Regions from separate parts of the Mus musculus genome. Here region 2 is linked to region 1. A link is a loop called in an ENCODE intact Hi-C map of the cell type or tissue named here. Cell type or tissue: heart. All regions are shown on one strand. Links, peaks and the distances in the headings refer to the core of each region. The heading gives the core; the rest is flanking DNA.

Region 1 (16,137 bases), core at 3,630-11,629:
CCTGCTGCCAGATGAAATCCCTCTGAAACCCTGAGTCAAACTAAATCTTCCAAACTAATTTTTCATTGTTTCTGGCTGCTCAGAAAACCCCAGGAAGGTTAAATATTAGGGCTCCTCAGACCCCTGTCCCCCAGAATGGGCTTCCATAATGCTCCTTCTCTAAGCCCTATGCTCCACGCAGACAGTGCTCTGCGCCTTGGCCTTTCAATGGGAACTGGGCTTTGGTGACAATTCGGCTTTTGAATTCACAACCTGAATAGTTTGTTTCTTCAGGAAACATGTTCTTCAGAAAGTTCTAGCACCTAAGTTCGAGTGGAAAGTTGGGTAGGTTTCCAGTTTCTGAGTTTTCCTAATAGCACAATGTCACTTTGTTGGCTTCACCAAGCACCTTCAGTCACTGTTCCAGGGCGCTGAGTCTCCACTTCTGCCCTAGCGCCTTTAGCATCAGGGCCACCGGGCTACCTCTCCTTTCTCTTCATTTCTTCTCATAAAGTCACTCTCCTCAAGGGTGCTAAGATTCCTGAGCATTCTATGGACTAGTCATAGCTGGGGCCTTCCACTCCCATGTCTGTGAGGGAGAGACTTACTCTCATCCCAGATAAAGAAAGTTTCTGTGTTCCCCCAGAATCTCAGAGCGAGTGCCCACATGTTTTCCCAGCAGGTTTCGGCTCAGGGCTCCTCTCTCCTGCTTGCTCAAGGGAGGAGAAACAGTTAGCTTCTCATTTACCATGGCTGGCTGAGACCCGGTTTGTCATTAGCTGAGTGTGAATAGATGCTGAGGAACACTGTTCACAGTGTTGGCCAAATGTTAGGCTGCAGTGTTGGAGCATAGACGAGTGGCCTAACCAGCAAACATTCACCTGTCAGGGTTTGAAAGGCTGCAGGTCCCGGGACTGTCATAAACACTGTAGAGCCCACCACTGTTTTGTACACAGGATTTGTTATAGCTTCACACAAGAGGTAGGTGACAGAAACTGTCATGTCTCATTATTACCGTCATTATTATTACTTTTTGAGAATGGCTGGCCTTGAACTCACAGCCCTTCAGCTTCAGTTTCTCAAGTGTTGGTATAAAAGTGCCATTATTATATGGAAGCATAATGTCTCTTCTCACAAAGGGACTAATCTCATTCATGGTGATTCCTCTGTAAGTGCACAGTCTACAACACTGTTTAATAATATCTTGTAACTCATTTCCTTATCAACTCAACTTGACAAGCTCTTATACGCCTATTAACACCAGCCTACTCTAGTCTGACCCACAGATAACGATAATACATCTTGGCAAGTCACATCTCCAATCTTCACTTTCTCAGTTGATCCAGTAATAGAAATGGCTCTCAAGTCATATAAAGAAAGTGTGTGCATGTGTGTGCATGTGTGTAAAGGTACAATTTAAGAAGTAGTTCCCACACCATTGCATACACTAGCAAGCGTTTGCTGAAAGGACCCTGATATAGCTGTCTCTTGTGAGACTAGGCCAGGGCCTAGCAAACACAGAAGTGGATGCACACAGTCAGCTATTGGATGGAGCATAGGGCTCCCAATGGTGGAGCTAGAGAAAGTACCCAAGGAGCTAAAGGGATCTGCAACCCTATAGGTGGAACAACATTATGAACTAACCAGTACCCCGGAGCTCTTGACTCTAGCTGCATATGTATCAAAAGATGGCCTAGTCGGCCATCACTGGAAAGAGAGGCCCATTGGACACGCAAACTTTATATGCCCCAGTACAGGGGAACGCCAGGGCCAAAAAGTGGGAATGGGTGGGTAGGGGAGTGGGGGGGAGGGTATGGAGGACTTTTGGGATAGCATTGGAAATGTAATTGAGGAAAATATGTAATAAAAAAAATATTTAAAATTAAAAAAAGAAAACAATGTACAATCAACCTTACTTGCCTTGGATTTCTCATATAATAAACTTTTACAACCTCAAAAAAAAAAAAAAAAGTAGTTCCCATGGGTCACACCTGTGGCTTTCAGTTAATGTCTGTCCCTGAGGTAGTTGTCATTGTTCCCTTTAGTGGAAGAGGATCCAGAGGCTCAGGAGTGTTGTCTTGCTCAAGGTCACTCAACTGAACTGGATAGAGAGCACCCTGACAAACAGACCTGAGGCAATCTGCTCCAAAGCCATGGCTCCCAAGCCCTGCTTGCTACCACAGCACAAGCGGCAGTGACCAGCCCCATCAGAGTGGCAGGTAACAAAAGCCAATGATCAAAGAGAATTTACCAGACACAAAAGGCTGGCCGACCGCATGCTGAAGATCAGATCCTGAAGAAAACATTTGTCCCATACAAAACTACAACAGGACTTTTCTGAATATTAAGCCTTGTGCAAAGAGCTTTGTGACATTGATGACCAATAGAAAATGCACTTACTCAAGGAACAGGCAGGAAGTTAATCATTTTAAAGAGGCTTTTTTGGTTTGTTTGTTTGTTTGTTTGATACAGGGTTTCTCTGTGTAGCCTTGGCTGTCCTGTAAGTCTCTCTGTAGATCAGGCTGGCCTTGAACTCAGAGAGATCTGTCTCCTCTACCTCCTGAGCACTGAAATTAAAGGTGTGGGCCACCATACCCAGCTGAGGCTTTTTTTTTCTTCTTCTGATGGTTCAGAATTGTTTTATGAATATTAAAGAAATATTATCTCTGATGTGAACAATTAAAAGGAAGCCAGTATTGAAAAAAAACAAATTAAAGCTTTATAATATCTACGCAGTTATGAGCAGGGGGAACTGCTAAATCTGAAATGACAAAAGGGAAACCATCACTTCAGAAAAGGAAAGATCTAGAAACTAGACTTGTACAAGTGAAATGCTCTTCACTGGAATAAGTCTGGGGAACATTTTAAACCTCAGGACTAGGTGTTTGGAAAGCCTTGTAGTGAGAGCCTTATGGCTCTGTGGTTAGTACGAGACAAAGCTGTTTAACCAGGACAATGGCTTCGTATTTCTTCTTTCTCCTCCTCCTCCTTCTCTCCCTCCTCCTCCTCTCCCTCCTCTTCCTCCTTCTCTTCCTCCTCCTCCTCCTCCTCCTCTTCCTCCTCCTCTCCCTCCTCCTCCTCCTCCTGCTCCTGCTCCTGCTCCTCCTGCTCCTCCTCCTCCTCCTCCTCTTCCTCCTCCTCTCCCTCTTCCTCCTCTTCCTCCTGCTCCTCCTTTTCCTCCTCCTCTTCCTCCTCCTCCTCCTCCTCTCTCTTCTTTCTATCCATGTAGTGTGCACTACCCCCCACAAGCACCAAGGGCTTCTCCCTGTGCATAATCACTGTTTTCCAAGACCACTCCCTCTGAGGTTCCTGCTTTTGAATCTCAGAGCTCCAGTGAAACAGACTGACAGCAATGCATGCTGGGTGGTAGGGCAGGTGATAAAGTCAGCCTAGAAAACGGTCTAACCCAGTGTCTGTGCTGTTTTTATTGTTGTTTGTTTTTTGTTTTCCAATTTGTCACAAACCTAGACCAGCCTGGGAAGAGGGAATTGTAGTTACGGGGTGGCCTACATCAGATCAGGGCATGTCTGGTGCATGCAGACATGTTTGTTTTTTGATTGCAACTTAATGTAGGAGAGCTGGACCCACCGTGGGTGTGGGGGAGGGGTGTACCAATCCTGGGTGGGTGGGCCTGGGCTGTGAGGAAGCAGGCTGAGCAAGCCAGAGGAAGCTAATAAGCAGCACTCCTCTGTGGTCTCTGGTTCAGTTCCTGCCTCCAGATTCCCACTTTGGGTTCCTGTCCTAGCATCCCTCGATGATGAACTGTAACCTGTAAGCTGAAATAAAGCCCTTCTCCCTCAGATTGCTGTTGGCCATGGTGATGATCCTAAGCACGGAGAGCAAACCCGGCCAGTATCTATCTTCTCGGTTTGTAGCTAAGCTTACCCTGAACAAATACCAATGATGTCAAGAAATTCATTCCAGAAAAATATATTTCATCTCATACAGAACAGAAAAACAAAAACAGAAGAAACCACCTCCAAACATTCATGTTTCACAGTGAAGAGCAAAAACTTATAATTTTGGGTCTTATAGCATTGTGGTATCTAAGAATTCAGGGCTGAAGAATAGACCCAGGCGGGTCCAGGCACAGCCAAACCCACCCTGTAGCTAAGAATGTCCGGCCATAAAAGATAAAAAAGAGAGTGCAGGAACTAGCCAGGGCTATTAGGACGGACCAAATGGCCATCTGGCAGGATGGCACCTCCGGGTGGCGCCTCCCTATAGCCCACCATAAATCATACATTGACCAGGTGTCCTGCTGACCTCGAGAAGTCCAAGCCCTTGTGCCTCCCTACACCTTAGCCGGCACATACTGCCCTGTTAATTTGTAATCACACCCCCCCACACACACATTTAAATAAGCCAACCATGTTTAACCCCGCAAATTCTTTCGGCTCCCCCCTTTTGGTTTGTGGTTTTTGCCTTTATAAGCCTGTAAGAAGTTTGGGCAGGGGTCGAACTCCTCTGCCCCCTGTGCGGTGCATGAGTTTCACCCCAGCATGCTGGCTTGAGCGCTCCTTTGTTGTTTGTGTGTTTGTGTGCCATTAAAGCCTCGTGTACTTACAGCGAGATCGGTCTCAGCGTCCTACTGGGTGTGCGCGCCTTCCTGAGGTGGGATTCCCGCCGGGGTCTTTCAACAGGAAACCATCGAGGGTTCAACCACAGTCCTGAACTCAGGGGGGAGGAGCAAGGTGCCACAGGCGTTCATTAGGAGTCATTGTTTCTTTTGATCGAATGCTTATTCATCACGAAGATGAATTTAGTCAAGTGTTTGAGGAAACAGAAATGGAGGTGGTACAGGATGGAAGATGATGTGAAGGCCAATCAGAGAGCTGGCAGGCTGGCATCCACCTGTCCCAAGTTCAAGTTCAAGCCTGGGGCGGTTCACGGGGGAGTGTTTGAGATTCACTCCATTGTCAGCTTTTCCTTTTCCCTCCTGGCCATCTCTGAAATCAGGCCCTGAGCAGTTTTAGGGGAATGTTCTGCAAATTATGATCTATCTATATCCTATGACGGATGCTATTAAAATATGGTCTAGTTTTTAGTGCCTTTTGCATCATGGTTTCGAATGCTTAAAACTTCCTTAAGAACCTTATATCATAGAGGGCCCTGAAGGTCTCGTGGAGTTCTAGAGGGTGTTTGGGTGACTGTGTTTATGTTCCCTTGGGCACTGTAGACTAGATCTGTCCGTATCACAATCTCTGAATCTAGTAACAACTACATCGTACATCAGAACGCAACTGACACTTACACGTGGGCAGTGGGGTTAAAGGTCATTTTTATTCCTGAAATACTTTTTCTCTTTTAAGACTGTCCACAACTCTTTTTAATGAAAAAGAGCAAAATATTTAATTTGTAAAAAAAAAAAAAAAACACACACACACACACAAGGAAGCTCAGAAGAAATAGAGTGCTTGTTTCTGACATTTATTGGAGAACTAATAAAAGAATTCATCACTTTGGGGCTAACTAGGAACAAACAGAGAGTAACAAGAGAGAGAAATCTGGTCTTTCTGTGTCTGAAGGTCTGTGATCTCATTTCTATCACCCAGAGATGCCAGTGTAAATAGATGTATATTTTAACTCTGCCCTGAACAGCCAGCAGGACTCCTTAACTGAGCATGCTCAGTAGTAGTCCGACCCATAAGGAACTTTCCCTCACGAATACACACAGGCTCCCAGAGTGAAACCGCGAGGTTTCTTTTGTTCTGGAAGGACGCTGCCTTGGGAATCACTCTCATACTCTCATTACTGGAGACGAGAGCCCTTTCTCCCTGTTATTGTGCTAGGCTGTGTTTATTCTGGCTTTGCCCTCACTGAGATGGTCCCGTTCTGTTCAGTGACAGGGATCCAACCAGAGCCCTAAACACTGTGCATAGCAGCACAGATCTATAATCTCAGAACTCAGGGGACTGAGGCAGGAGAATCAGATGCTCACATCCATCCTGGATCACACTGTGAATCCAAGGCCCTTCTAGGCTACCTATTAGAATCCTATTTTTTTTTTTTTAATGTAAAAACTTTTATTGAACTTTTGAGTAACAGTCGTATTTTTCAAAAGTACTTGGGAGACAAATAGTGAGATAGTGTGCACACTTACTTGCTAAATTTCTTCTGCTAGATTCTTTCTAAGGTGAGTGTGTGTGTGTGTGTGTGTGTGTGTGTGTGTGTGTGTTTATTCATTTGTTTTGCTCTGTGGTCTCACTGTATAGTCTAGGCTAGCCTTGAGAACTTACGGTCCTCCTGCCTCTCCCTCCTGACTGCCGGGATCATAGGTGTGTGCTACCATGCCTGGCAAGTCTTTCATTACTTTTAAAGATTTCAATTTTTAAACTTAAGTGTGTGTGTGTGTGTGTGTGTGTGTGTGTGTGTGTGTGTGTGTGCCTCTGTATTTGTATGCCTATGCCTCTTGTGTGTGTGTACCCTCAGGGGCCAGAAGAGGGCTCTAGAGCCCCTGGAGATGGAGTCGTAGGGCATTGTGAGGAGTTCATTGTGGGTTCTGGAAACTAAGCTTGGGTCATCAGCAAGTGCTCTTAATGGTCCAGCTACATTTCTACCCCTGATTTTTTTGTTGTTGTTGTTTTGAAAACCAGGATAATAAAAAAACCCTGAATAGCAGGGTTCCCTCACAAGCTTGCTGTAAGGGTTAACAGAGATCAAATTGATAGAGCACAAGCCAGCATTCCATGATGTGTGCCTGTATGAAAGCATCAAATGATAGGTGATGGTGATGATGGTGATGATGGTGATGGTGACGGTGATGATGATGTGTCCGATATTTGGATTCTTGAGGGAGGTAGTGACATAGACTAAAAGGAACCCTGAGATCATCCAGGAGCTATTGCTCAACTTTTGCCATGTGAAAAGACTGGGTACAAGGCAGGATCCCAGCAAGACAGGTGATGCGCTCTGTTCCAAGAATGAACTTGAAAGGGCTTGATCAGCAGATCGCTTACTGAGGGGTAGGGAATTAAGCTCCTGTCTCTGTGAGACCCCAGCTCATAAAGAAGAAAGACTATTTTGGCTCACAAGGCCAGAGGCTTCCGTCGTGGAGCCTGAGGAAAAGCAGGTCACCATGACAAAGAATGACCGTGAGTGCAAAGCTACTCACCTTTTGGCAACCAGGAATCAGAGGAGGACAGGAAGTAGTTAGGGTTCCCATACTATACTTAAGGACACACCCCATAACCTAACTTCCTCCAACTAAGTACTAGCCTCTTCAAAGCTCTGTCTCAGCATCACAGACTATCAAACCTTCAGGATATGGGCTTTGGGGAAACATCCATGCTTCAAACCATAGCATGCTGACAGAGCTAAGGGAGCCATCAACAGACGGGGAGGCATCAATAACTTGTGACTGCAAGCCACTGTCAACCACCACTCCTGCCTGTGACGGTCAAGGGCAGGGAGTGATGTCACCCAAACTCAGTAGTGGCTGGAGTCCGGGAAGAGAAGCCAGACCACAGGAACTGTGCTAGCAGAGGAAGTCAGGCAAAACCCCAAATGCCAGCATGGTGAGAAGAAGCAAGACAACAATTCTGAGGGTCTTCTCTTAAGAGAGAAACCTTCTCAACTCATTTTCCCCCTTTGTGTCTGTCAAAAACCAAAGCACAAAACTGAGCCTGGGTAACAATAACACAGATTTGTTAGTGGCTGAAGAAAGAAGTGGGAGCCTCGTCTTGAGAAGTAGCTCACAAGTCGGCTTCTCGGGACAGAAGGAGGTAAAGAGGAATGGGGGAAGGGCAGGCCAGTGAAGGGGAGGAACATTTATAGTCTTCCTGAAATAAGCAGGGCTTTCCCAGAACACTTTCATGGTCTGGGGTTTCCTGCAATGGTGGCTGGTGGCATGTCACTTAGCATGAAATTGGAGAATGATGAAGACTGTGGTCTTCTAGAAATCATTTGAGTGGCCATTTTGGATACGGGTGGTTTCACCTTGAGATCATGAAGAGCAACGTCTGCCCTCCAGGCGTCCTGTTCTCAAAGATAAACACAGACAGGGTGGTAGGCAGCTAGGCAGGCTGTGCAGATAGCAGACTGGGTGTTGGAATAAGTTTCAGCTCCTCTCTCCTCCTGACCACATATTTCCTGCTGGTGTGCTGCTAGCTAAAGTTCGCCAGAATTCATGCTGCAAGGAAGCCAGTGTACCACACAGGGCTGTGAAGGAGAGGGGCAGAGGAACCAGCCCAGCAAAATTGTAACCGCAAATGTTTCCAAAGCTTTGCCTCTTCCCTGGGCGGGTCCGCCTGGATGGAAGTTGTGTGAGGAAGGGCAGTCACTTGGTGATAGCACCCAAACTCCTTTCAGGAAAAAAAGGGGATGAATGAAAAAAGAAAAGATAAAGAAAGGACAAGACTGCTCCTAGGTATGGTGGAGGAGAAGGTTTATTATAGATAAAAGGAAGAGCATGGCCAGAGGCAGACACATTTGGGGGAGGCCAGAGAAGACATGACCCTGTGCCTAGCCACCAGGGGAGAGGGGACTGGGGAACAGAGGGAAGAGAGAAGGGAGGAGAGGAGAGAGGGGAGGGGTCAGAGAGGAATAGAGGGGAGAGGGGAATAGAAGAGAGAGGGGAGAGGGGAAGAAGGAGAGGGAGAAGGGAGAGGAGAAAGGAAGGGGAGAAGAAGGAAGAGGGAGAGGCCAGAAGGGTAAAGGGTAAAGTCAAAGGGGCTAGGTCATCAGAATGGCTGATTATACAGGGAAGAGCCACTGGGGAAAGGGCAGACCAGCCCCTGAGCTCGAGTAGTTTAGGGTAGCGTTGGGGTGTGCCAGCCATATTCTGTAACAGGTAGGAACCAGGGGATGCTGGGGGAACCTGGTGGACAGGTCTGCCTTGATGGTTTAAGTAGACACCGCAGCCATTTGTCCCAGGTTTGAGAGCTAACAGGGGAGCCTATTGATGGAAAACAGAGACCTACCCACGCCAGGCGATCCTTGTGATGTGAAGGGTTCTAAGAATTGGGGAAGCAGATTCTAGCGAGCATGAGCCACCCACACGCAATGGTGTTCTCCTGTGAAGGCACCCGGGAGGCTCACCTTGTTTCAAAAGCCTTTCAAAGCTTAAAAGAAGAAATGAACCCCTTGCCTTTATTAGGATTTCTATTGCTGCAATAAAATACCACAGTCAAACGGCAACTTGGAGAACGTCATTCAGCTTACACTTCCACATTGCTGTTCATTATCGAAAGAAGTCAGACAGGAATTCAAACAGGGTAGGATCCTGGAGGCAGGAGCTGATGCAGAAGCCATGAAGGGGTGCTGCTTACTGGCTTGCTCTTCATGGCTTGCTCAGCCCACTTTCTTACAGAATTCAAGACCACCAGCCCAGGGGCTGTACCACCTACAGTGGGCTGGACCCTGCCCCATGACACTAATAAGAAAATGCCTTATAGCTGGGTCTTATGGAAGCATTTTCTCAATTGAGGCTCCTTTGTCTCTGAGGACTCTAGCTTTTGTCCAGTTAGCATAAAACCAGTAAATCCCCAGACTACAAAGCAGGCTGATGGTCCAGCTGATGTAACAGGCTGAAGGAACTGAGTACAGAGTCAGAATTCTGGGAAGAGAAAGTGAGACACCTTGGTGATCAGGTTGCAGAGGGAGTTTGGAATGAAAGCCTGAGGGAGAGATGGACTCTGCCAGATATTAGGATGTCTCCCAAGAGCTCTATAAATAGAGCTCTATAAATGTTTAAGGCTGATGTGTTTCCGGTGTGAAATGGCATATTGTAATTGTTTCATTCATTCATTCATTCATTCATTCATTCATTTTGTTCTTCTCTGTGCCAGATACGGTGCTGGGTACTAAGGACAGAACAAGGGGACACTCTGCAGAGATGTGTCTTTCTGGTCGGCGAGTGCTTCATGAGACTGAGAATAAATTGGTAAGATTACCCATTATAGAAGGGTCAATAGGATTCTAAGGGAGGAAGACTTCTCCACCTTACAAGATTAGAAAGTAGAGACTTAAATGGAGCGAAGCAGTTTTTGTTGCTTCAGAACCTATCATAGCCATTAATAGCCTGGAAACCTTTACCTACCTGGGGCTTCATCCCTCTGTATTTATTGATTCTATTTGACACTGCACACAATCACACCGGAAGCACACACATATATTTATATTTCTTATACAAGTGTTTCTCAGAACAGTGTTACTCTAAGAAGAGGCCACAGACCAACATACGTTCACAAACTGACAGCAAAGCCAGTGTTGTGTGACAAAACCTTCCCTGGAAAGGACATTCTCTCTTTGCCCCATCTACTGTGAGAATGAAGAACATTCTCTGAAATCAGACTGTCGACATTCCAGAAGATGTCGACATCACTCTGAAAGGGCACACAGCCTCAGGGGAACTCTGCAGAGGGACTTCAATCACATCAATGTAGAGCTGAGTCTTCTGGAAAGAAAAAGAAAAGGCTCCGAGTTGACAAATGGTGTGGTAACAGAAAGGAACTGGCCACTGTCAGAACCATCTGCAGTCATGTTCAGAACATGATCAAGGCTGTTACACTGGGCTTCCGTTACAAGATGAGGTCTGTGTATGCTCACTTCTCCATCAACGTCGTTATCCAGGAGAATGGGTCCTTGGGTGAAAGCCGAAATTTCTTGGGTGAGAAATCCATCCGCAGGGTTCGGATGAGGACAGGTGTTGCTTGTTCTGTCAAGCTCAGAAGGATGAATTAATCCTTGAAGGAAATGATATTGAACTTGTTTCAGATTCAGGGGCTCTTATTCAGCAAGCTACAACAGTTAAAAACAAGAATATCAGAAAGTTTAAGGAGGGCATCTCTATGTCTGAGAAGGGGACCATGCAGCAGGCTGACGAGTGAGACCTCAGTTTCCTGGCTCCAGAAACAAGATCCTGATCACAAGTACAATTTGAGCTCTTTGAGGAAAATATAGGATTTATATATTGGTAAAAAATCCTCCCCTGGGGAAACACGACACACTTCTATTCACCTAGATAGAAAGTCCCATGACAGCCCCAACAGACCAAAGTGCCAAAGTCCTACTTGGTTAACGAATGAATTTCACTGGGGTTACTTACAGGAGCACAAATGAATCAAAAAATAGCTGCATCACCAAGCCCACCCCAGCATGGGTGACAGCTCAAAACTGGGAAAACCTGGAGCACACTGTACAGTCTGCAGGCAGCTCAATAGGTTGAAATGTGTCCTTTCCAGATATCTCAGCTGGTTTCTGCTTCTTCCAGGCGACTGGTTTGGTCTAAATCTTTGCAGCTTTGCTTCTCTGAGAAGGACTCTTAGCTTTTAAAGCTTAACTCTGCCAGGGAGGGGACTGGTGAATCTAGTCAGTTTCAGGGACTTCCTGAAGCTATTTTGAGTTGTTTACCTTTCTGCTTAAGGAGTTTCCCTGTAGGATGGAATGTTTCGCTCTTGAGGAAACTGTTACACAGCACATAGAGATAAGGAGTGGACCTTTTCATGTCAATCTTGTGTCTTTGAATCTAATAATGAAAATATCTACATTTGTATTTTGTAGGTCTGCTTTGTTATCACGTTTTCCTGGTGACACTAATTGTATTTTATAAAAGTCTTGGTCAGTAAATCATGAATGATTAAAAAGAAGAAAGTCAGAGCCAGGCGTGGCACATGCCTTTAATCCCAGCAGAGGCAGTCGGATTTCTGAGTTCGAGGCCAGCCTGGTCTACAAAGTGAGTTCCAGGACAGCCAGGGCTACAGAGAAACCCTGTCTCAAAAAAAAAAAAAAAAAAAAAAAAAAGCACTATAAGAAGTTTAAAAGGCATCACCTGGAAGATGCTTTAAAAATGTGATAGTTCATGGCTGGGGGGTGGGGGTGGGGTTACCAAGTCATCCATCCATCCATCCATCCATCCATCCATTTAATCATTCTTTTTGGTGGTTGACACAAGGTCTTACTATTTAGCTAAGATCAGTCTTCAAACTCCTGATCTTTTTGCTGCAGCCTTCCTAGCTCTGGAATTACAGGAGAGCACCACCATAGCAGGCTTTTGGTGGCCCATTTAAAATCAACTGAAGAGTGTTTTGCTTTGTTTTTTAAAAGCCCCTGGGCAACACTCCAGGTGGTGACGACGTTTCTTCTCTGTCCAGTACGCAGGCAATAAGATCTTAGAAGATCCATAGGTGCTTCTGGTGTGACCCTGGATGAAACCAGGGTATGGTGGGCTCTGAACTCATAGAGAGTAGGGATGGTGGGCTCCAGCTGCACAGAGGATGGACTGGTGGGCTCTGGCTGCACAGAGGGCTCACCAGGATGCCTTTGAATGGACCACCTGACCACGTAAACTTGAATCTAAATCTTTGGTGGTGGTTCCTGGGCAATGATATTTTCATTAAAATGGTTCTAGATTATTTCCAGAGGGTTGGAAAGAAAAACCAGCTGAGGATGAGGTGGATACAAAAGAGGGAGTCAGTTCAGTGCCTTTTCTAGGAGTCAGAAACAGCTCTTCTGAGATTCCACACCTCTTTCCCATCATGGAGCTACAGGGATAGCCGTGGCTGAAGCTGGAGGTCCCTGGTTAAGAAAGCTGGGTCCTGTAGCAATCACTCTGGGCCTCTTCACAGGATCTAGTGAGAAGCAGAGAGGCTCTGGCCACTGCTACTTATGAAGGCTTGGCCAGCCAGGTGCCACGACTCCAGTAGGCAGAACAAAAAGCGGCACCTTGACTCTTTCCCTTAGAAGCGCTGTGACTCTGCAGACAGGGTTTCGGAGGGAGGGGAAGGCTGGTGGAGGTTTGTGCTTGGAGCCCTTTGTGCTGAGCAAACACTTTCATCCTAGCAGCAGCTGCACTACCGAGCGCTCCATCACTTCCTAATGGATCCTCTGAAAGGGTCCAGCTGTTCCTTTCCATCAGGTCCTGAAAGCATGCCTTTCATTTGAAGAAAGCACACATGCATTAGGACTCGATGGTATGAGGGGGTTTCGGAGTGGAGGAAGGCAGTAGACGAGTGTTGACATTTGCTGCTAGCAATTGGGGCCAAATAATTATACCTATTAGAAAAAAGAAAAAAACATGTTAGCGCAGGAGCCATGAGGCCAGCCTGGAAGCAGGCTGCCAGATACAGTGGCAGCTCTCTTGTCACAAAGCTCAGAGATACTTCGTTTTTCTGCCGGTGTAACTGCTAGGGTCTGAGTGGTTGTTCTGTTGAAATCTAATCCTCAGTGTGGTGGCACCAAGAGGTGAGCCAGATAGCCTAATGGTTAGGAGCTCTTTGCAGAGGGCCCTGGTTTGGTTCTGAGTACCCCCCCCCCGTGGTGGTTCACAACCACCTGTAACTCTGGTTCCAATATATCCTATGACGTCTCTAGCTTCCATGGGTTGTTGTAAGCATGTGGTATTAATATATATACTCAGGCACACATACACATAAAATAATAAGAAAAAAATTAAAGGCCTTTGCTCTCATGAAGAGAATTAGTACCTTTATAAGAAAACTGGGAGGGCTTCCTTGCTTGACTCTTCCGTTTTATGAGGCGATACCTAGAAAGTGCTGTCTATAGAGCAGAGTGCCCATATCAGACACAGAATCCGTTGGAAGACCAGTCTTACTTTCCAGTCTCTACATCACAAAATACATAAACAAACCCCCTGATGCACATGTAGAACTATAAATGATAAATAACTTCCGGGCTGGAGCAATAGCTCATTGGTGTGAGGTCTTACACGCGTTCTCACGACCGGCCAGGAAAGACACAACAAACCAGAATCTTTTGCGGCAAAACTTTATTGCTTACATCTTTAGGAGCAAGAGTGTAAAACTTAAACCCAAAAACGAAAGCGAAACCCCGTCCCTATTTAGGAGAGTTATCCTTTGCCTAGGACGTATCACTCCCTGATTGGCTGCAGCCCATGGCCGAGTTGTTGCCACGGGGAAGGCAGAGTACATGGGGTGGAGAAATACCCTTGGCACATGCGCAGATTATTTGTTTACCACTTAGAACACAGCTGTCAGCGCCATCTTGTGACGGCGAATATGGGGGCGGCTTCCCACAGTTCCCCCTTTTCTATTAATAAGAGCAATAGGCCACCCATATTAATGAGAGTGGAGATAGAGGTCAAATCCCCAGTGTGCAGGTAAAGGAGCCATGTACAGGATTAGCTCTTAGGCTCACAGGCTTTTACCCAGAGCAACCCTGACCTGCTCCCATGTCGTTTTACCTGGAGAGAAGGACACTTGGACACTCAACCTTCTTGAAAGATGACATGTCTCCCTAGAATAGGCTCATATATGCCGCAGAGCCCTTCTACTGCAGTGCTTAGCCGTGTAACTCTCTCGGGCTGCTGAAGCACACTCACTCTATCCCGTGCAATGAGACTAGCCTCGTGGTGTGCAAGAGCTGAGTGGCCAGCGATCTATTGCTTAAGCATAGATAACCATAAATCAGGGGAAGCACCATGTTCTAGTCCTGTAAGCGCCTGGGCAATAACCACCTTGTCTCTCCTAGTTTGGGCCTTAAGCTTACAGACCAACCAAAGAAGCAACACTAATCCACAGCAAAGTGTATCTCCAAATAATATCAATCCCACCCATTCTTTAAAGAAGGAAAATGCTGAGGAGATCCAATTGGGTAATCCTTTGGTCAGGGACAGGTCCAAGCGCGTGGAGTTGACCTGAAGTCTCAATTCCCGAAGGATCTGTTCAAATTTAGCCGTCCAATTCTGTAACATATACTGAGAAAGACTTTTTGACAAATTAGCTGTCCTAGTAAATTTCTCATACTGAATGGAAGTAACACACAATCCCGGAAACTTTTGTTCACATCCCAGCTGAGCTATTTGCCATAATACATCTAGTTGTTTCTGGACAAGATCTATGAGTTGATTAACCAGCATGAGACCACCCTGTATCATGACATTAGCTGAGGCCTGTTTATCTATGACTGTAGTCACTGAGGCTGACAAAGTGTTAATAGTGTCAGTCGTCTGGACCTGTCTAGACAGAGCCAAGGCTGTCTGAATCAAGGCCAAACCCAGTTCCTAGTTAGTGGTAAAAAAGCAGGGGAATATTTGAGCATTATACATCACCGGCATTGGGAGTGGAAATGTTGACATTATCCCCCAACGCTGCTCTCTCTTTATTATTGACGCCCTGGACATCACCAAGACGAGGGACATCAGTATTCCCTTGGTCAGTCTGGATTTTTCGGGTGAGTCTTTCTGGTATCCAAAATGGGTTGTCATCATTCTGTGGGAAAACACAAATAGCTCCCCTGGATCTTATCAAAATAGGATCCGGGCCATACCATTTATTATTAAGGACATTTTTCCATTTAACCATCTCATTGGGCCTATCTGGCTCTGAACAATGACGTTTAGCCGCAGTATGGCCATGAGCATCAATATTTTAAAAATTGAGTGTAAAGAGTGCCATAGACACAGACACTCTTGGTACTCGGGGTAGAGTCTCGATTCCCCTCTTCTGTTTTATTAGATAGGCTTTGAGGGTGCGATGCGCACGCTCAACAATACCCTGTCCTTGAGGGTTGTATGGAAGTCCAGTCAGGTGGGTCACGTCCATCTGACGGCAGAACTGCTGGAATTTTTGAGATGTATAAGCTGGTCTATTATCAGTCTTAAGGAGTTTGGGTTTCCCCCAAGCACTCCATGCCTCAAGACAATGTTGAATCACATGTGAGGCTTTTTCACCTGTTAAAGGTGTGGCAAACATTACACCAGAGCAGGTGTCAATAGAAACATGTAAATATTGATTTCTCCCAAAGGAGGAAATATGCGTGACATCCATTTGTCAGACCTGTAATGGCCTGGCATGAGTAGATAAAATTTGACAACAATCTAAAGGCATTATTAAGTAATCAGAATCACTTTCAGTAGAACCAATCCCTCTGGCAGCTCAAGGAATACCAGAGGAAGGAAAACAGCCATGTAGGCTTGGCAAAATTATTAGTTGAGCTATTCTGTCCCTTTGTGATATAGAAAAGACAACTTGAGGACAAGAACAGAGAACCTGAAGTTCCCCTTTATAATCCTGATTTACAACTCCAGGGTGGACAATAAGACTTTGTAGGCTGCAAGAGCCTGCCTCTGTTATTTTGGCCACAAAATCTGAGAAGGACTCCTGAGGTCCCTGGACGATCTTTGTTAGTTGTCTAGTGGCTTTACCTGCTCGGGAGAGCGCCTTTCAGGCCCTAATAGCC
Region 2 (16,137 bases), core at 3,750-11,749, 51 kb before region 1:
AACCAGTGAAGCAGTATTAGACTAATGTATGCACACCTCTGTACCTCAGTCCCTAAGCTGTAATCTAACTCCTACGACAGTAGACTTTTTAAGAATTGTTAATGCTTTTTTATTAATACAAGTCATAATATGCTGACAAAAAGAAAAATTTTAGAGGTTAAAAATAAAACATGGCCTACAGTTCCACTATCAGAGAAGTGCTATGACTGAGGTGGCCTCCAGGCTCTCTGCACACTTACAGATTTTTTTAACGGGATCAAATTGTACATGCTGTTTTGTAACTTTTTCACTCAACAGTCCCATGCCTATCTTGCTGTGTCATGTGTGTCTACATCTTTTTTAATGGATGCATGATATTTCCTCATATGTGCCACATTTTGTTAAACTACTGTTGAATTTTTAGGTTTCCAGTTTTTCACTAATAAACTGCTTTGAAGAGCACTGTGCTGCTAGCTCTTTGTGTTCCTAACTCTTTCCTCAAGTGCTACATGGCTTACATGTGCCTGGGTCCACAGATGAGCAGTCCTCCCCTCCACCTGCTAGTGGGGACGCTGCACCATCCATGTCAGTCCTTCCCTGATGACCTCAAGTTTCTCTGGCCACTGGCAGTGAAGCTGAGGAGTGGGCTGAAAGTTGGTAGAGCTGACCCTCCTGGCATTGTACAGAAGTGGGTGTGGAAGCTGGTGGTAGTGGATGTTGTTGACGGAAATGGAGTTACTTCCCAGCACTCAGACTCTTTCCTCAATTACCTAGTAGCATTCTTTCTCTAGCTGATGAAAGAGTAACAGAGGGGCTGGTGAAATGTCTGCAAGCCTGAGGACCTGAGTTGGTGTCCTCATGTACCCGTTAACCTACCATATGCAGCTGCCAAGAACAAAATGTAAAGTCCTCCAAGCTCCACACAGTCATTGTGACACCTCCTTCATTCTTTCTCCCATACAAGAACACACACTAATCAGAGTCGTCTGCCTTAGCAATCTCACAGTGACAGAGCCCTGGCCCGCACACTACCTACTGAGCCCTAACCTATCCCTTCATACCTGCTGCATACCACCCACACCCACACCCGCACTGCCTGCTCATTACTGCCTAAGACTAAGGGAGGCCCGAGCACCAAGGGCTCCCACAAAGTACAGAAGCTCTTAAATTTTACACACACAAACCTAATTCTCCCAGGAGAGCACCTTCATCAGCATGGCTAGGAAAGAAAAATGCCATGATACATCTATGAGACACTCCCACTCCTAAGGCGCGGGGAACCTTGCAGATGAAGAGGCAGAAAGATTGTAAGAGCCAGAGGATCGGGAAATTTGCTGTGAGACTGTGCCTCATAGTAACATCAGAAGCTGTGTCGTAAAGTCTCACCAATATGACCGCCCATATGGTCACCAGTATGACAGACATGCCAAACTGGGGAAAGCCCACGAGGCCTCAACCCTAGACAAAGAACTAGAAGCAACTAAATAAAGCAGGGGCAGGGAGAGGTGGGCCTGAGGAAGGAGCACACTAATGGTCAGCCCTGAAAACATACAAGTGACACTCTATAACATGTTATACTTGGGGATATATAGGTGTGTGTGTGTGTGTGTGTGTATACCAATGTACACACACACACATATATATATATGTATACACTGCATCAACAGTTGATTAAAAAAGATATGAATGAAGAAAAGCAGGAAGGGGTTATGGGAAGTTTGGAAGAAGGAAAGGGAGAGGAGAAATGTAATTAAAACCAAAAGTAAACATCAATAAAAAGATAAATGTCCTAAGTGGACGCTGCAGCCATGTCATCAGGGTTCCCTTTGTCCCACATCCTTTGGAATGACACTGCCCTTGTCCATTTCTATCCGCATAAGGGAGTTTCTCTTGGGAGTATATTATTCTCCCCTGCACTCTGGCTTTGATTAGGAACATATCACAACATCCACTTTTTAATATATTTGGAACCCAACACTGGGAGTCATAGAGACCAGCCTTATTACTAGGATCCATCCCAACTGCTATTGCTACAACATAGCACTACTGCTATTCTGTCTAGACAGAATAGGTTGGTGCTAAAACCTCTCCGCACAGAAAGTAAGACTATAGACTTTGGAATACTATATAGACTATAGAGTCAAGAAATTTTTTTAAACCTATCATTATTACCACCTATGTCTGAGGCAAATTATATGACCTTAATTCCTGTTTGTTTGTTTGTTTTCACAAGTAATATGCAGACTGACGGCCCGGCCTCCCTGGTGTGAAGCATGCGGTAGTTCTGAAACAGCTCCCTGGCCAGCAGTGCACCACTGGAGAATGTCTTAGAAATCCAAACTCTCTGATCCCCGCAGAATCAGGAAATCCAGAGGTGGAGTACAGCAGCATGGGCTTTACAAACCCTCAGGGAAGATGATGTGTGTAGAACCTGGTGGGCCACCGTTGTGCAAATTAAAAGAATTCACACAACCTGCACATCATAAATAGTTACTCATTTCTAAGTAACACCATTAGCATTTCTAAAGTACTGAAATGGACCATTCACAGGGAAATTTCTTATGTCCCTTTCATAACTGCCAATTTGACAGCCAAAAGTTTGAGGTTAAGATTTCTGATGAGCATATGAAGCACACATCCCAATACTTTCACCATAGATATAATGGCAATATTTAGAAAAAAAAGTAATTGAGATGATCTTAGTGTTCTATTGCTGTGAAGATGCACCATGACCAAGGCAGCTCTTGTGAAGGAAAACATTTCATTGGAGCTAGCTTACATTCAGAAGTTTAGTCCATTTTTGTTCTGGCTAAGCATGGCAGCACACAGGTAGACATGGTGCTGGAGAGGTAGCTGAGAATTCTACATCGAGATTGGCAGGCAGTAGGAAAAGAAACACTGGGCCTGGCTTGAGCATCTGAATCCCCAAAGCCCAGCCCCAGTAACAAACTTCCTCCAACAAGGCCACACCTACTCCAACAAGGCCATGCCTCCTAATTCCTGTTACTTAGTACCACTCCCTCATGAGCAAGTGTTCAAATATATGAGCCTGCAAGGGCCAGTCCTATTCAAAACACCACAGAGATCTGTCTATAAAAATCATCTCACTTCCTAAAAAGAGAACTATTAGAAGAGGGGTGAGACTTTGCTCAGAAAACAGTCCAGATCTGCTTCTACACGGGGAAAAACCAAGTGGGAGAGTTTGAGCTTCAAAATGCTAAATCATAGCTCGGAAACATGATCAGGTTAGCTTGGAATTGCTCAAAGCACACATAATGGCATGGTATGTTCTAAAGAAATCTCATTATACGTGCATAACAGGACTAACTGTACCCCATGAACCTTCCTAACAAAGTTCATTTCATAATGGAACCCTGGAAAACTAAATGAATTTACCTTCAACACAGGGTGTTTGGATATAAACGAGTTACATGCAGGATTCTAAAATAATGGTGAGTTTAGAACACTTTCTCATAACCCATTCTTTTAGAGAGCACTAGACAGCAAGTCCCGCAGAACTTAAATATGTGGTTCATACGGCAAATTATTCACGTAAGCTCATAGGCCCTAGGATTCCTCGCTGATAAAAGGAAAATGTTAGAAATCAGATCACGAACGTCTTTCACGCTCTTGTATCCCAACAGACTTGAGAAAAGCCCAAGTTTTTCAAGTTTTAATAATAAACTAAACCACACTTACTCACCGGAACAGTATGCACAATTCTAGTGGTGGCTGTTGGGTGGGGTGAGTTTGCTTATATGTTAAATTACAAAGCTGCTCGGTCAGAATGTTTGGGCTGATAAGTAACCAGGAGACATTTGGGAATCCCTCTCAACCAGGACGGACCCGGACCCAGCCCTCCCCTCAGAGGAACTGGACACACACCATGCTGACTTGGTAGTGGTTCTAATGAGCCTTTATGAACAGTGGCACGGCATCCTGTGGATTCAGGGCCTTCAGGATTCCCTTCGAAAATACTGATAACACACGGTACTCCTAACATTTGGCCTACAGTTAATGAACACTATCTTCCTTGAGCCCAACAGAAAGGCATGTCTGCCCCTGCTTTGCAGATAAGAGAGTCGTGAGCCATTCTGAGAGAAGGCAGCAGAGCCAGGTCTTGTTTCCAGCTCAGCAGCCCAGTCTCTCTCTTTACACTTAATTGCATGTGTGCACACATGAAGAAATATGTATGCCATGACACATGCATGTGGATGTAAGAGGACAACTTGTAGGAGTCAATTCTGTCCTACCAGGTGGCTCCTGGGGATGGCACTCGGGTTGTCAGGTTGCTACCAGGCATCTTTTCCCACTGAGCCACCTTGGTGGCTTGAGAGCCCCAGCCTTAGTCAGGGTTTCAAAACATTTTTTCTATATGCCCATAAAACATGGCCAATATCTCTTTATTTTCTATACTGATGGCCTAGAAACTGTTTATGAAGCAGAAAATGTGTTGCCCCTAACTATGAACTAAACTAAAAATACCTACAGCCCACTGAGCCAACAGGGGACCTGCTGGCCTCATTAACTGCCACATCTGAAAGAGCAATCAATGTCGGTTTAAGTCAGAGGTTCTTTAAAATACAGCCCCTAGAATCAGAAGGTCATGGATATCTTCCCCTAGCATGTAAACATGACTATAAATTCAATATTCTAGACTATCCCCTATATTCGACTAAATACCATAAACCACAGGACTATTACAAGCCAACATATGAATGTACTCAGACATAACTGCTATCTTACAGACATTTTAACCAAGTCAGTTCTCTTCTCTATGAGTATCCCCTTCCCCTGTTGGTCTATTCATCTACCGTCCTCCACGAAGCCAACCACTGGCCCACCACACCCCCTTCTCACTCTGGGCCTATTAAACTTGGGGATAGCTAATGTGAAACTTTGTCAGACATCTGGCTCTCACTTCAGGACCACTAAATGTGTTGTCACCCATATGATCTCCTTAAGTAAGATATCTCAATGGTATCGGGTCTAATCATCCAGTGCCCAGCAGCACTTCAAGGTCAAGTGTCTGGTCTTTCCTCGTTAGGATGCTGTGACTCGGCGTAGCTGTCAAGGCATGAAGAACCAATTATCGTGTAGCTGGGCTTCAGAGTTCATATCATTAGTCCACAAGCCAATGAAGGGCTAAGGGTATGCTTAGTGCTGGAATGTCCTTTCATACTTGAAGAACGTTCTGTTTAACTAAGCCTGCGGAAATAAGGCTTTCTTTCTGTCTCTCCTTTCAAACTGCTTCCCTGGAAAAACACAAACTACTTCCAGCCATAAACTGAAGTGTTATACCCTTTTCCTGGCATTTTCCTCAGTTCTCTATACCAGTCACTAATGAGTAACTTGATGAGCAAGCAGTATTCCCAAAAGACAGAAAAGGGGTCCATTCCAACAGTCAACCTGAATAGAAAAGTGTTCTCTCTGCCTCTCCAAGTCTATGTGATTTTACTGGGATTGTGTTTGTTGGGAGAGCTCTGTTTGTTCATTCAGTATTCGGTAGAGCACTCCACCGCCCTGTTTAGTAGGATAGGAGTATGTCATTTAAAAGAAAGTAGTTGTGTCCCATGGCATGAACCAGGTGCCAGCCACTGCTGGAGTGCTCCACACATGTTATCTCACCACATCCTTGTACCGTGCTGTAGGCTGGAGACTGTTGTACTGGCTTAGATGAGAGCCTGAAGCTAATAAAGAGCCTCTCTGCTCAGCTCTCCTGAGTCTCCTGATGCTTGCAGTGTCCTGAGCCGTTCCTCCCATCCCTCCCTCTCCTCTGGATGCTAGCACCTCTCGTTTTCCCATAGGTTATCAGATATACTGCCATGGCTGTAGACCTCCCTTCATGACCACTCCTACTGTTCCTTTAACTACCAAAACTACGCCCACCCTAACTTTAACCCCTCAATACATCTGTGTTTGAGGGATTCCCACCTATGTGCTCTGAGAGTTGACTACACAGCAGAGCCCCCGCCCAGTCTCAGGTCTTCTTCCCAACTCTCCTAGTAAGTAAAGCTCCCCCAGTCCCAGAGAGGTTGTTCGTCAGACTGGCTTGGGATACAGAATGCTTGAGCTCTGTTTCTGCTTCTGACTCTTCTCATCTGTGGGACTATAAAAAGTCAATTGACTTCTGTATGCCTCCTTTTTATTTTATTTTTCCTGTGTGTGCATATGTATGCAAGTGCTCACCGGGACAAGAGGACAATGTTGGGTGTGTCATTCGGTAGGAACTGCCCACTTATTTGATACAGGGACTTACAAGTAGCTAGGCTTGCTGGTAACTTAGCCATAGGACTTGCTTCTGCTTCCCCAGCTTTGGGGTTACAAATGTACATTAACACCACACCTGGTTTTGGTTTTGTCTGTGTGTTTTGTTGGTTTTTTTTACCCCCCCATGGAGTTTTAGGGAATTGGGCTCGGGTCTTGCAAGGCAAGCACTTTACCAATGGAGCTGTGTCTCTAGCCCTTTGCCTCAGCTGCTTGAGCCTCATAGTGTACTGGCTGCGGGTCTTGCAAGGCAAGCACTTTACCAATGGAGCTGTGTCTCTAGCCCTTTGCCTCAGCTGCTTGAGCCTCATAGTGTACTGGCTGCCTATAGCTGCCAGTTTAAATATGGCGGCATGTGTGGCGTGCTGTCAAGAGTTGGTTAAGTGTTCCTAAAATACCATCTATCCAAACTCGCCAGACTCTTAATAGAGAGCTCTAAACCCATGTTCACACAGATTGCCCTGGTTAAACCCACAGTGTCACAAAATGACTCAAAAAGACGTGAATGTGAGAAAGGGATTTGTAGAGGGCGGGAGACAGGGTGAAGAGGGAGATAAATAGAAGTGGGGGTGACAGGAATCAGAATGAGATGTACAGGGATGAAACTGTCCAAGCCCCAAGCTGAATAAGAATTCCCTGCTATATCGTCACTGCATAGATGTGAGGAGTGGGAATGGGTTCAGAGAAATCGAAGGGGCTCCCAGAATGCCTTGCGGTTCTTGATTGGCTGCACTATCAATTTTTAGGCACATTATATATAGATTCAGAAGATTTTGGTGCATGCACCTGGGCGCCTCACCAGCATTTGGAGTTTATGAATGTGCTCTGTGTTTTAAGAAATCTTCTCTCAAGAGACCCTGCCCGAGCTGCTAAGCTGGGCTAGGCATAGTAGAGAGGAGAGTTTCCAGTTCCTATACTGAAGGTTCAGCTAGGAGCGGTCCCGCTTAACTGTGGCAGGTCCCAGAGGGAACAAATACAAGGTAAGGTAAGGAACAAGGGGAAAGGGAGCTGGCTTCTTGGAGAAGCACCCTGGACCTCAGACAGCAGGCGGCGCGGGTGTTAGTGCCTGCGTGCCTTGTCTGTTCAGTTGCCCTGTGGGGGCTGCCGAAGGGATTAGTCACTGGCCCTGTCCATTCTAAACCTCACAGACTGATCTAATGGTCCACCGGGAGCAAGGCCTTGGGAATGGGGAGTCTCTGGCCAGAGCCCAGGCTCTCCCAGGCTGTGTAAGTTAGAGCCTTCATTTCTCCTTCCGTCGAGCACAGAGAAGAGGGATACTCCCATGGGGGCCAAGGGGATGTGGGTGGAACTCACTTGCAGCACAGCACCACTCTGCCCTCCATGCTTCAGTCACTGTGGCTATCAGAATTTCCTTTCTCTAACCTTGCAAGGTTTCTGCCAAGGAGCCTTTTGGGGAAAGGGGTAGGGAAGAGAGACAAAGGAAGTCCTGGACAGACACGCCGACCCTTCCTGTGGTTCTTGTGGGCAAATAAAGCTACTGACGACAAAAGCTAATGTCAGCCTGTTGGCTTCCTAGTGTGGACGCAGGTCTGGCAAGAGTTTGGGGAGTTCCTGGGTTAGTATTATTTGTTCCCTACAACACTAAAGAAAGCTTTTAAAGAGCTTTTGGGGACTAGGGTTATAAATTAATAGTCATGTGCCTTGCCCTAAAAAGCAAAGCAAAACAAACCCTACAAAACTTTGAACGTCTCTGGAAATCAGGGAGGTGACTCAATCGGCTCAGATGACTTCTGCTGAGCAAGGAGGAGGACCCAAGTTAAAATCCCCAGAGCCTACACACAAAGCTGGGTGTGGTAACTTGTGTCTGTAACTCTAGCACTGTGGGAGGACGGAGACAGGAGGATTCTGGCACTCACTGGCCATTAGTTATCTCCAGGTTCAGTGAAAGACCCTGTCTCAGTGGAACAAGACAGAGTATGATAGATGGGACACTAGAGGCCGTCTTCTGGTCTCTACACACTTACACACACGTGCCCATAAGCAGACATACACACATACACACACTCCAAATAAATCAATAAAATGAAAAGCATTTGCATTAGAATGTACGATCATTTGTAGGTAGATGTTCTCTGATCCAGATATCATCAATGGTCTTTCCAGCGTGGAATTAGTGAGCAGATGATTTCTCTGAGTTCAACAAACTCTGTAGTACAGCATTGCTGGGCTAGGAGGACTTTGCTATTCCAACAAAATAAACCAACCAGTGTGATGGCTCACCGGGCAGAAGCACTTGCCAGGCAGGACTGATGATCTGAGATCAGTTACCTGGGAAGGATGAGAATCAAGACCTGAAAGTTGTCCTCTAGTCTCTACAGGTGCAGTGTGGGGCACTCATGCACACATGGCCTGTACATGACTCCATACACACCACACGCACGCGTGCGCACACGCACACACACACACACACACACACAAAAATGAGGATTAAACTTTAAAAAAAAATTTGAACCTACAAAGTCTGTCCAGCTCAAATTTAGTAATTGAATGAGTTCTGTGCTAAGTGTTATGTAGATGAAGCAGAAACGGTAAGCTATTTGCACATCTGACCACAGTTGGCTAGATTTTCCTCTTGCCTGATCGTACCTTCTACTGTCTTCTTTTCTAGGTGTTCTCTGCTGAAGTCAGTTCTGCTGTTGAGCCCTTCCAACTTCTTATTAAGTCACCCTTCTATGCCACTGCTTCTCTTTCTTTCCTCTCAAGGACGTTTTTGTCCCTTAGTCCCCGTGCATCCTTGAGTCTTAGCAAGCTCTCCTTAGGGCAGCTCTCTGGACATTGGTGAGCTCAAGTTTGTAGGAATTAAGGTTAAAGTTAGGGTGGGTGCAGTGTTGGTAGTTAAAGGAGCAGTGGGAGTGGCCACGAAGGGAGGTCTACAGCCATGGCAGTGCATCTGACAACCCACGGGCAAACGGGTGGAGCTCCACTAAGGTCGAGTGGGGTCCAAGAGCCCACATCGTGAAGGAAGGCAGATCACGGGACCCCAGGAGGTTGTAAGGAATACAGGTGGGCAGGTAAGACATTCTTCGTTCACAGCACACGGACTGCTAGGCAGGCAGATGCTGGCAGCCACCTAGACACACGCCTGCTGGCTGGCACATAGGCAGACATGCAGCCAGCCCTACACAGACTAGCAAAGGCAAAAAGTGACCTCAAGGACACATTTATACGGAATCACACAGAGGCAGCATGTTAGCAGGAATGGGTGTGTAACAGATCATGTCACTGTTTACTGCTGGGTCCTCCAGACACAAGATGTCAATCATTTTACACTCACCTATAATCCCAAGGTGCCTAGCATCTGTCATCTTAGTCCATTCTAGATAGCCATATCAGTGTGCTGCTGTCTAAACATCTTCTAGCTTGACTACCCCGCTGTTCCCTTCAGAGAGTGAAGAGGGTGATGCTCTTCACGTGAGCTTCGGAAGAGGAAGCGGTCAGTGCACAAGAAGGGTCAATTGGGGAATTGCCGCAAGGAATGATGGGACTTCTTCCACTAGAGAGCAAGCTTCCTTCTTGAGGCTTCTCCTGCTCCGCTGGCAGGACTCCTGGATAAACAGGGACTATGCAAATTCCCTCTTCCAGACCACTTGTGGCAATGAAATGAGATAGATGTCTGAGGCACTTTGTTCTGTCTGGTACCCTCCCCTTGAGCATGTGATTGTCCTTACACACACATGTGTACACACACACACACACACACACACACACACACACAAACCACAAGAAAACCCCTCTCAGCTGGCATGACCATAGCAAGTTGGAGGGAAGAAACTATTTTTGCTTCTGAACTTGGAGGTAGAATGTCCCCTTGCTTCTGTTAATCCCAAAGATGGGAGGAAAAAGACCACCACCCCAAATCATCATGGCCAAATTCTTTAAATGGAGCTTTTTTATTTGTATACATGAGCTGCCTCCCCCTAAGGTGGGGTTGGAAAGGTCAGCCTTGGATGTGACAGAGACCAGGCTTTTATAGAGCTCAGGGGTAGAGGGGGGGTCCCAAATAGGGGATAATAAGCCAGGTTACAGGAGCAGAACGTAACAGGTGGTCAAAACAAAGTGACCACAAGGGAGTCACAGCAAGCTAGGCATAGGAGGGTCTTAGAACCTTTGAAACAAAGGTAGGTTTGCAAGATGGTTATAAATAATGAAGCAAAGGCATGATCGTCATTCCTGGAACAGAAAGGACAGAACCATTTGCAGTTGAAGCTGAGGGCGGGGGGGAGGGGTGGGGGGAGGCAATAGCCCAGTCCTGGAGAAATAGGTTTGATCATAAACAGGAATGAACCTAGTTTGTCTTTCCTATAAGGTGGCTTTTAAGCCTAAGATGGAGGCAGGTTGGTTCTTCACCTCCACTAATGAAGACAGCAATTCCAGGCCCCTTCTCAGCAACCCTTTTGCGGGCATCACCAATGAGAGACAAATCAAAGGGACTCAGCCCCTGCTCTTGTTTCTGCTTTGGTAAACTGAGAAGTTTAGGCTCAGAAGTTGCGAAATGGAGGGAAGAAGATTGCCTAAGGAAAACACAGGCTCCGAGTGAGTAAAACTGAGAGCGGGCCACAATTTACAGTGAGACCATCTCTCATGGGGCTGGGGAGAGGGCCTAGGACGAAACCAAAACAAACCAGAGGAACTAAGACAGATGCCTTTCCAAAGTTCTCATCAAAAACCTAATGGGCCGTGCTCTGTGGACGCGATGGTGCTTTACAAACTAGACGACAGTCCTTCATGATGTCTAGCTGCAGAGCCAGACCCCTCTTCTCCACCCACAGCCAAGAGAAGCGCTGCTGTCTATGCACCACTGATGTTTCTCTTTGATTGTTTTTTTTTTAAATAGATCCAAGAGGAATAGACATTTGGTGTCATCCTCCCCTGATATATAGAAGCTACAGAGGCTTTTAGAAGATACAACAGACAGATTATATGTAAATCAATAACAATTTTTCTTTTGTTGCTCAAACCATGAATACCGACTAGCTAGGTTTCATGATATCCCAATAAGGTAAGTGAGTTTTATGATTCTGCTCCAATCCAATTATTCTTTAGTGTTTTAATTAGCCTAAATGATTTTCTTTCCCTCTACAGAATTTTTTTTTCCAAATCCCTACGTTTTCATCAAATTGTCTTGCCACAGCTGAGTACAAGCAGCAGAGACAGCTAAGTGCGGTGCAATTAGTCAGACAAAAGTGGAGAAGCATGGGAAGACAGCATTGGCGAGGACTGGCAGGCATAGCTGAAGAGTAGCTGAAGGGACCAACCCAGATGGACGTGTGGGGGAACACCCAGTCAGGTACAACAGAGAAAGGCAACCGACTGATAAATGGGGGCACTTGGTAGCAGTTACAATAGCTGAGGATATCCTGAAGCCAGCTGACATACTAGATTTCTCCCAGAGGGAACATGTGTACCCCTCCCTTGTCTGTATCAGAAGAGTGTTCTCTGCCTGGTGGGTGTGGGCTTGTCCATGCAACCTTCTTTGTACATGAAATGTTAAATGCATTAGGCTTGCTTTCACCGCATACCTTACAATGAGGGCCAGGGGCCTCTCATCCCTCTACCCTCCCAACACCACGTTCTTTCTCTCTTTCTCAGAATAAATCAGAACTAAACTAAAAGCTAAAAAGCAAAAGACAGAAAATAACAAAAACAAAACAAAAACAAAAACAAAAAAACACACAAAACATCAAGTCTATTTGATGTTTGTTGGCCAACTACTCTTGAGCATGGAGCCTGCTCTGGAATGTGGCCAGAATACCCAGTGTCATTCCATTGGAGAAATTTAACTTTCCCTCCCTCGGTAGGTATAAACTGCAAATAGCCTCTTGATTAGGAGTGGGACCTGGTGTTCACTTCTCCTTCCTTGCTCTGGGACTCTGTCTGACTTGAACCTGTGAGGTCCTGTGCCTGCTGCCACAGTCTCTGTGAGTTCATGTGTGACTCAGTCCCACTGAATCTGCAAGGCACTGTTTCCTTGGATTTATCCACCACCTCTGACTCTAAGAATCCATCTCCTCTTCCACGTAGATCCCTGAGCCTTAGTGGGAGGGGTTTGATTTAAAAAAAAAAATCCCATTTAGGACTGCGAGCTACATAGCCCATACCTAAACCACAGCAACAGACTGATGAGCAGGGGTTTGTAGTGTGTTGGTGCCATTAAGCTATGCCTTTGAGGCTTCTGACAAAACGAAGAGAAGACCTGGCCCTGGTAACGCCAGTCCAAACAAGGTGAAAAACAGAACAGACCCGGATTGCATCCACTGCTCAGAGCAAGGCTGAACAAGATTATTCCACCTAGAAAGTTCTTTCTGGCTTCAAGGCCCCACTAAAGCAGCTTCTTACGTGACCGTCTTCCCAATGCCAGTGGTTTTCCGGTCTTCAAGTGGGAGCCTGCATGTCGCTGTCTTAGGGGGTCCTGCCCTGACTGTGCTCCTGTCAAACGTATGCCTACTTTTTTTTTCTCATTTTTTTCTAAATGCACCCAGCTCTTTTTCATCAGAGTTTGATTGTATGTCTTGTTTGTCTCTCCCATTATTCAGTATTCCCTGAGATCCATGACTATAATGGAAGCTTTGCTTAACTCTAGCGTAGTCCTTTCTGTGTAGCAGACATTTAGCACACACGTTTGGAATGAGAGTTAATAAATCTCCCCCTGGTGTATGAGTGGATGATTACTACCCTGATGGCCTGGGGGAGATTTGCATCAACAATGGTAGACTTGCACCCACTACCCAGTGTCAGAAGAATGCAATGACGGTGTCTATGGGTAGGCTTGACCTGAGAGACAGGCATATTATCTTCAAAGCAAAGTAGGACAAAATTTAGTATCTTAACAATTTGCTCTCAAAGTTTTTGTTTATTAAGAACTTGGGAAGAGTTGGGCTGGGTATTTTTGGCTTAGATGTCTGTGATGAGGCTGGAGACTGGTGGTAACGGGAGAAGCTAGGACTAGCAGCCAGATGCATCTCTGTACCTAATAGCCTCAAGGCTATGTGATATTGCTGCACAAATTTGGGCATGGCAAGTGATGGAGATGTACCTCAGTATCTCACCTCATCACAAGAGAAGTCTCAGAGTCACCTGTGTTTCTCACAGGCTTGGCTCAGGTCCTTCTTGGCCTGAACCCCTCCTCCTAACTACAGCTACAGCCATTAAGGAGTTTCAAGCGTGCACTCCTTGCTCTTTTATCTGGTGACTTTCTGCAGAACTGCAGTCAGTCCACAGATCCTACAATCCTGTTGAGGCTTGGTCTTGCTGTCTATTATAACACTAAGTGGGGGAAGCGTACGAGGGCAGGTTGCTGGTGGCAAGACCTAGAGTCTGCACATAGACCCAAGTGACCCTGCCCCCAAATTACTTCTGACTGTTAAATAAAGATGGCAACAGGCAATAGTTGGACAGAAGAGATATAGGTAGGGTTTAGCTTTCCCAGGCTTGGGGAAAGGAGAATGGGGAAGAAGGTGGGAGAGGGAGGAGAAGCTGCCATGGGTTAGGTGAGCCATAAAAACATGGCCCTGAAGTTCAAAGCAGCATAGATGAAACCTAGTAAGGAATAATTCAGGGCTATCGATAGGAAAGTAGATTCTAGTAGCATAGAAGGTAGATATCTGCCCAGCTCTAGTGCTGATTAAGGCTTGTTGTAAATATAAGCCTAATATGTGTGTCTTTTATCCTGGAACTAAATGGTCAAAGGTGGTGTAGAAACCCCAAACTGGGATTTAAAAATGTCTACAACACACAGGGTCATCCAGGAAAAGGGAGTGGCTAAAATCTCCAGGGATAATCTTAGTCTACAGTACATGGGAGCCACTGGACAAATGCCCTAGGGATGGACTGCTCCGGTACCATCATGAAAGACTCGGTGGCACCATCGTCTAAAGCAGGGAGTCCAAAGAGGTGGCCCCATCGATTATATTCTTCCTTCTCCCTGTCCCTTCACACGAGCTTCAGGTCACCTTACAAAGAACGCTATCCCTCCGCACAGCCCTGTCATGAATGCTGCTTTGGGAGAAATTTAACTAAGAGATGAATGTATTGGTGAGGTAACAAAATCCCAAACATGTCTTCTTAGTCATGCAAAATTACTGGCAGGTGCAGGTGCAGAAGGCAGGTTAATGGCAATTCGAGCATCGGTAGACGTGCGCTTTGGTTTGTTGTTGGGAGCTCATAAAGAGGAGGAGTAGGTACTGTCTATGTCTCCTAGGGGAAGGAATTCTCATAATAGACATGATGAATCTGAATATGACTCCCACACACACCGAGAGAGAGAGAGAGAGAGAGAGAGAGAGAGAGAGAGAGAGAGAGAGAGAGAGAGAGAGATGAAGGTCTCCCGGATAGATGGTAAGACACCGAGCTCATAAAACAGAGATTGTTATTCACATGTCTGTAACATCTGCACTCTAGGCTCAAGATGGAACCTGGACAAGTTTTACTCACAGAACGAGTGAGATGCAAAAGTGGTCTGTCCTGCAGACTCATGGAGAAAGCAAAACAGTTAGGGCAAAGACTAGGGCCAGGATGAACATCCTTAGAATTTCAAGAACATAGGCATGCTCGACCCAGAAGCTTGAGCAAGCCCTCCAGTGCGGTCCCTCACACTTGGTTTTGAACACAGTGCCAGCTTCAGACATGAGGAAACAGGTAACCTAGTAACTGCTGTGCCACTGTCCTTGTCCCTTCACTTTCTGGGGTTGTGAGGGCTTCAGCAGGACCCAATGCCTTCCTCCTTCTCCTCCCAGAATGCAGCCGTTTTCCCTCATGACCACGATCACCCCTGGCCTAAAACTACCCTTCACCTCATTTCCCTCCAAAACGTAATCTCACAAATTTCCGTCTCCTTAGGCTTAGCCCACTCTCCAGCAAACCAGATGGATGCATCTGGCATTCAGGGCTGATGATAAGTTACCCTGTTAAGGACCATTTGTATCGTAATAGCACTGTCTACGCCTCAAGCCCTCGAGACCAAGCATATGCTAAGCCCTCGATAGAAAACCCACAGGAGTACTTTGGAATATTTTTAAAATTCCAAGGGAAACACAGAGGCATCTGTCAGATTGTGCACAAATTACTACTATTAAGTTATTTGGATTTACCTACTTAATAAGCACAAACTGTTAGAAATTTGTTCACAGAAGCCGTGGGGACGAAAGTAAATGTTCTGTGAACAGAACGTTTGGAGACGTAAACCTCAAACCTAAGCAGGGGGTGGGGCGGGGCGGGGTGGGGCGGGGGCCGGCGGCCTGTGAGGTTACTTAAATGTTCTCAGGAAAGAGTCTGCAGAAGTACCCAGTCCACAGCCTGGTGATTCCATCCTTCCAGCTGGTCAAGGTCCCTAGCTTTGTCACCAGACTCCTACATCTTCCTAGAGAGTGACTTCAAGACTATCTATTCTAAAGCACTTCCTGACCATGGCCCCAGGGAGAGAGAGAGATACTCAGGGATCATGAGGTTCTGTGGTAGACCTCCATGTGGGGAAAGAGCAGAAAGCAGCTAGGTCCACAGGTTCACGTCTGTAAAATATTACAATTAAACTTATTCTTGTTTAGCTTCAAATGAATGAGACTTAAAACTATGATTTTTATTTATTAAACTCTGCACAATTAATGGGGAATCACCCCCAATCTCTATCACTAGTCTGACTACTACCTCATCTGTGCTCCCCAAATTCTTACTGTTGGAACCTCTCCGGGTTATTTCTGTCTCAGCAGTCTGGAGTCCTGGGGAGACATTTTACTCTGACATATGCTGCTGGTCCATCACAACTAATGGAGACCTCCTGTTCTCTCCATCTTCTCTGAGTGTTCTCTCTCTCTCTCTCTCTCTCTCTCTCTCTCTCTCTCTCTCTCTCTCTCTCTCTCCCACACCCTCCCTCCCTCC

What was found. Peaks named below come from ENCODE experiments on the same cell type or tissue, not always from the same donor. Only the 100,000 strongest peaks of a DNase experiment are listed, where the experiment ranks them.
Region 2: it touches region 1 in a loop (2.8-fold over the local background); 1 of 42 quality-filtered maps calls a loop at or near these places.

What each region holds. Positions count from the first base shown.
Region 1 is chr3:144,620,073-144,636,209 of GRCm38, reverse strand. It overlaps the pseudogene Rpl9-ps8. Among named protein-coding and RNA genes, the nearest start is that of Selenof, 58 kb to the right of the region's middle. In heart, for the core only: no CTCF peak of the experiment used is centred there; DNase peaks (open chromatin) are centred at 7,379 and 8,089; H3K27ac peaks cover 1,668 bases.
Region 2 is chr3:144,671,215-144,687,351 of GRCm38, reverse strand. It overlaps Sh3glb1 (SH3-domain GRB2-like B1 (endophilin)), which reads left to right. Exons shown (of 9, transcript NM_019464.3): 9 at 1-450. Among named protein-coding and RNA genes, the nearest start is that of Sh3glb1, 41 kb to the left of the region's middle. In heart, for the core only: no CTCF peak of the experiment used is centred there; a DNase peak (open chromatin) is centred at 7,481; H3K27ac peaks cover 138 bases.